Linked DNA regions of Mus musculus: region 1 is linked to region 2. Evidence: chromatin loops called from intact Hi-C (ENCODE). Cell type or tissue: gastrocnemius. All regions are shown on one strand. Links, peaks and the distances in the headings refer to the core of each region. The heading gives the core; the rest is flanking DNA.

The links. Hi-C counts contacts between places; a loop is a spot of excess contacts. Peaks named below come from ENCODE experiments on the same cell type or tissue, not always from the same donor. Only the 100,000 strongest peaks of a DNase experiment are listed, where the experiment ranks them.
Region 1: a loop joins it to region 2, with 2.0 times the contacts of the local background. A loop is called at or near these places in 3 of 42 quality-filtered maps.

What each region holds. Positions count from the first base shown.
Region 1 is chr5:118,364,351-118,367,246 of GRCm38, reverse strand. No RefSeq gene overlaps it. Among named protein-coding and RNA genes, the nearest start is that of Gm46942, 5.9 kb to the right of the region's middle. In gastrocnemius, for the core only: a CTCF peak has its summit at 1,387; no DNase peak of the experiment used is centred there; H3K27ac peaks cover 579 bases.
Region 2 is chr5:118,558,815-118,561,710 of GRCm38, reverse strand. Med13l (mediator complex subunit 13-like) reads right to left here and starts at 992. Exons shown (of 31, transcript NM_172424.4): 1 at 854-992. The coding sequence starts at 925. In gastrocnemius, for the core only: CTCF peaks have their summits at 761 and 1,580; DNase peaks (open chromatin) are centred at 318, 913 and 1,483; H3K4me3 peaks cover 2,098 bases; H3K27ac peaks cover 2,215 bases.

The DNA.
Region 1 (2,896 bases), core at 289-2,788, 190 kb after region 2:
GTCCTCCGTGTGTGTGCGTGCTCTGCATGTTCATGTGTGAGCGACTGTGAGCAAGTGTGTGTGCTCGAGTGTGAGTAAGTGCGCGTGCATGCATGTGTGTGTGTGTGTGTGTGTGTGTGTGTGTGTGCATTCGTGTATACATTCCATGGTGTGTTGACAAAGTAGACCTGCTCTTAGGCAACCTCCCCAGAGTCCTCAGGAGGAGATGGACACCATCACGTGGCCTGTGTAGCTCTATGTCCCCCATTTAGCCACTCTCTGGACTCTCTGGACTCCTGCAGTAGACAAGGCACTGAGCCCATCTCCAAGGGCTGTATAACAAGCACCCACCAGCTGTGGCTGGCACCCATAGGAATGTCTCCTCTCACAGTTCCAGCCACCAGGACTCTGACATCCAGGTGCAGCAGGACCACATTCCCTTCTGCGTCTCCAGGGAGGAGGCTTGGCTTGGGCAGCTCCCTGGCTTGTGGCTGCAGCATGCCCACTCGGTCCCCATGTTCTCTCAGTGTCTGGGCCCCGCCCCCATGGCCCTGTGCTTTGAGTGTGCCTATGCTCAAATCTCTCTACCTCCTTAAGGAAGCATCAGACTTGCTAGGCAGGCCTTTTACCCTAGCTGCTCAGAAGCTGATGCAGGAGGACCACAGGTTCAAGGCCTGCTTGGACTTTGAAATTCAAGGTCAACTTAGTGAGACTCTGTCTCAAAAGAAGAGAAAGGTTTTCTGGGGCTCTAGGTCCACTGACCACAGTGGCAAGTAGGGTGCTTGCCTGACATATGTGGAGACTAAGGTTCAACTCCCAGTATTGGGAAAAGGAGGGTGAGGAAGAGGAGCAGAGGGAGGGTGAGGAAGAGGAGGAGGGTGAGGAAGAGGAGGAGGGTGAGGAAGAGGGGGAAGCAAGAAAGAAAAGGAGGAAGAGGGTGAGAAAGCAGAGGAGGGGGAAGAGGAGGAAGGGGAGGAGGAGGGAAAGAAAGAAGGAAGAAAGGAAGAGGAGAAAGAAGGGAAGAAGAGGAGGGGGAGGAAGAGGATGGGGAAGAAGAGGAGGAAGAAGAGGAGGGCGAGGAAGAAAAGGAGGAGAGGAATAAGAGAAGGAGGAGGAAAAGGAAGAAGAGGAAGGGGAGGGGAGGAAGTGGAAGAGGAGAGGAAGAGGGTTGGAAGAGGAAGAAAAGAAAGAGGGGAGGAAGTGGAGGAGGAAAAGGAGGAGGAAAAAAAGAGGGAGAGGAAGAAGAAAAGGAAAAGAGAAATATGGCCTAACTAAACTACATTTACAAAGGCCATATTCACTAGTTTGGGGCACTAGAACTTAGCATGTGCCTTAGGGGAGGGACACAGTTCAACCCTTAGCAGATGAGTTAGTGGTAGCTCTCATGGCGAGGGAGAAAAGGCCCCCTAATGGCCACGTCTGTGGAAGTTCACTTGATCTCAGTTTGAGTCAGATGGCAGTAAGCACAGGCTGCCACGTGGCCGATGGCTGATCAAATGACCAGCTCCACTCTCCCCATCTCGCTATGCTCTACCACCAATTTCCCTTTCTAAGAGTCAGAAGTTCCAGGAGACAGGAATTATATAACTCAAGGTCTCTGCATTCCCCCCTCTCTAGCACCTCCCTCCCCGCACAGAGCAGGTAATGAATCTGCCATGCTTGCTGACTTTAGGTTATGCAGAGGACCTGTGTTCATCTAAGGGCTTTTGAGGTACAGTTGAGTGTAACCCCAGAAGGCTGATCCATTACCCTCCTGTACTGGATCTCCCCAGATCTTTCTCCTACTCAGAGCCTTGCATGTACAGGAGTCAGGGCGGTGGTGGGGGTGTCTCCCAGTAATAGGATGGCACTGTAATTGCTCAGCAAGATTACAACATCAGGCCCATCCATCAAGCTGCTCCTAATGGAATGTGGTGTCCCGAACGAGGAGGGCAGGGTCATAATGTGGGGTGTCTGTAGGCTGCTTTCTAGCTATGAGCTATGGAGCTGAAATGATAGTCCGATCAATGATGTAGAGGCACTAAAATATAGCTCCGTGAATCTGCACATCCGTAAAACCGAGTTATTGACAACCCTGAGTGGATGTATCTCAGGCCGGCTCTTTTAGCCCTGACAGCTAGCTAGTTCTCTCTCTCTCTCTCTCTCTCTCTCTCTCTCTCTCTCCCAAAAGGGATGGGAATGCAGTTCATTTTTTTTCATAGTCTTCATAGCAGACCACACACCCCCCCCAACAAGGCCCAAGTTCAAATGCTTTTCTCTGTTCCATGGGTCTGTAGGGAAGAAATAAGCTCTCAGGGGCCTTCCCAGTTACCCTGAAGCTCCATGCCTGCCTGGTCTGGCCACACCAAGCCTGTCAGTGGGCCAAGAGGTGGGAAGGGGAAGTGCTGTAGCAGGCCATCTTGCCGCCTGCAGGGTTCTAGAGTGAGCAGATAAGCCTCTATAGCTTCACCACCCACTACCCCGTGACCCAGACATGGGTTTCGCCTGGTGAAAGCGATATTCTCTTTCTGCTTTGTGTGTTATTAATTTGTGTGTGTGTGTGGGGGGGTGAATACTAGCAAAAATGAATGTATTTACACAGTTGTGTTTCCTCTTGAGACCTTCATGTCCTCCTAGGGGTTTTATACTGCTTCTCACTCCTCTGGGGAATGGCGAATGGCAAGAATATCCAACCAGGCTGGCCTCAGAGGGGGTCACTGTGTTGGAACTGACCCTTACTCCCACTCTGTTGTGAGGGACCCCACTGAGGCACAGAGCCAAGAGGGACACCGAGGCTCCAGCATAGTTATGAAGTCACATCCCAGGTCATCCCTCCTCCTCTACACACCAGCAAAGCCAGCTTCTTTCACTTTCTCCCCTGCAGTGCCCACCTCCCCTCAGACCACACACCTGTCGAGGGCAGGGCTTGGCAGGCACA
Region 2 (2,896 bases), core at 209-2,708:
AGAACAATTGACACCCTAAATGGTTCGAGATTAAGGCAGGCGATGCACTTCCAAAGCAAAAGTTGTCAATTATCAGAGGCGAGAGCGGGAGAGAGGAGAGGCGAAGGCAGATAAAAGCGATGTTATCAAACCGCCCAGCTTGTTGCTCGTGTGTGTGTGTGTGTGTGTGTGTGTGTGTTCCTTGTTAAAGCAGAGAAAACAGTTTTTAAAGGCAGCGGAGGAGAGCGAGGAGCAGCAGCTTCCTCCACCTTCCGTGGGCTCCGAGCAATGGCTCTCCCGCTCTCCGGCGTAGTAAACCCCGAGAGGCGGGCGGCTGTCCGTGTTTACAACGGCGCGAGCGAGCTCCGGCTGCCAGAGTCCTTTTCCCTGACACCATCGCCTTCCATCAACTGTTTTCGGGCGAAATCGCAGGTGTCATTGTGGAAATATTAAAAGGAAAAAAAAGGGAAAAAAACGGAGAAACAGAGGAAGAGAGAAAGAAAAAATCAGAAGGCAGACGCCGGCGAGTGGGAGAGCAGCCGATCCGATCGGGAGAGAGAGAGAGAGAGAGGACGAGCCTGCAGCTCACCCGCGCCGGCGGCTGCACAAGGCAGAAAAGCCTTCCACATTTCGGGGAAGGAGGAGAAAAAAGAAAAAAAAAGAAAATAAGGGGGGAAGGGGAGGGGAGGGGGTGTGATTGCCACGGAGGTGGGCGCTCCGAGCGCGCCCCGGCGTCCGCAGCGCCCCGACTTCCCCACGCACGTCCACGCCGGGCGCCGCGCTCGCCGACGCCGCCAGGGCTCCGGGAGGAGAAAGTTGCGCGGCGGGGAGGTCGCGCCCCCCAACCCGGGCTCCCCCCCGCCCCGCCACTCACCAGCGAGAAGAGGTTGGAGTGACAATCCTCCAGGCTCGCCCCGTTCGCTACCCAGTTCGCCGCGGCGGTCATGGTCCTCCGCGAGCCCGGCCGCCAGAGCGGGGCATGTCGGAGCGGGCCGGGCCGGGCGGCGGCGGCGGCGGCTCCCGGGCACCAGGGGCGCGAGGCCCGCGCGGGAGGCCCGAGGGCGGCGGTGGCGACGACGGCGACGACGGCGGCGGCGGGGGGCGCGGGCCGGCAACGCCGCCCGCCTCTGTCGCGCAGGGCCGCCGCCTCCGCCTCCGCCTCGCCGCCTCGTCGGCCGCCTTGTTTATCTCCAAGCCGGCGGGCGACTCGCCCTCGGCCGCGCCGGCGCGGGAGGCACGCGAGCCCCGCAGCCGCCCCGAGCCGCCGCCGCCGCCGCCGCCGCTGCGCGAGCCCGCGAAGGGGGGGGTGCGGACGAAGCCAGCGGGCGACCCCGGCAGCCGAGCGCCGTCCCCTCCTTCCTCTTCCTCCCCACCCCCCCCCTCCTCCCCAGTCGGCCGCGCTTCTCCTCCCTCCCCGGGCTCGCTCGCTCTGACAGCAATGGCGGCCGCCGACCGCGGCTCGGCCCGCCATTGGCTGCGGCGCGTCACGTGACGGGCGCCGGCCGCGCGGGGGGCGGGGGAGGGGCCGCGGCGGCGGCGGCGGCGGCGGCGGTGGTGGCTCGCGGGAGGCGCTGCTGAGCCGAGCGAGCGCGGCCCTCTCGGAGCGGGGTGACGGAGCCAGGGAGGGAAGAGAAAGAGGTGCGGGCGGCCGTGGGACGCCGGGGCTGCGTGGACGCCCCGCCCTGGGCGCGGGCGCGCGTCGGGCGCGGGCCGAAGAGGGCCGCGGCTTCCCCGGAGCGGCCTCCGAGCCCCCCTGGGGGAGCATCTCGGGTCCCCGAGGAGCGGCGTGGGCCGGCCCGGCCTGGCCGAGCGAGCCGAGGAGTGTCTCCTCCTCGAAACCTCGCGCGCGACCGCCCGCCGGCCTGCCTGCCGCAGCGCACCGGGCGGAGGAGTAGGACTCAAAGAGACACAAAGGCAGCGAGCGAGGTGCTTGCCCGGGGTCGCGGGATTCGAACCCAGGCATCGGGAAGCCAGGGCTCGGGACTCACTGCCTCCCGAGCGCTGAGCTCCTAAAGCATCCCGGCTGCTGGAGCCCTTGGCGCCCACTCTGTGCGTGCACGCAGGCATTCCTTACATAGATGATCCCAGCGCTCTTAGGTGCCACATTCACACTGGGCTATGTGGAGGGGAGCAGGCCCTTCCTCCAGCTCCAAGCGGTCAATAATAACCAGCATCCCTTCTTCAGAGAGTAATGGGACTGGGAGAAGTGCTGATGCCGGAGACTGCCTTCCAGGACTTTTCGTCGTGGAAATAGAGAAAGGGAGAAAGTTGACTTGGAAAGAGGTAGAATTAGGCAGGCGTATCTCTATGAGTTCCAGGCCAGCCTGGTCTACACACTGTCTCCAAGAAACAAAGGAAGAGTAAAACGCTGGAAAGAGCGGTGGAAGCAAAATAAAGCGGGCACAAATCTGACATATGAATGGAGTTTTGAGACTACCACAAACCTTAAACCCTGGAATGAAGGTGGCCCGAACACATAGGTCATTTCACAGAGTCCTCAGAATCGGGGTGCAATAGCATCCCCAAGGTCCCAGTTACTGAGTGGCTCAACTCCTGAACTATCTGAATTCAGGAGGCTCTGGAGAGGATGCCAGGAGCTGGCTCTGCTACACCTAGCTGTGACCCTGCCCAGCAAAGTTTAACTATGCCTCATTTTCTAATCTGTCCAAAGCAAATCCTAATTGCTGACCTGCTGACCTCAAGCCAAGGTCACACATTTCCGTTAAGATGCTATTGGGGGAAGGGTTACAAGGGGGAGTTGCCCGACACTTTATGCACACATGTGGTATTACTGAGACCTGAGCAGTCAGATGGTCCATCACACCCAGAATCCACGCATACTCATCACACGCGTAGGCAAAAGGCTATGAGCTGGTCACAGTCTAAGCAAGTCATAAGGGGAAGGAAAAGGGGGGTG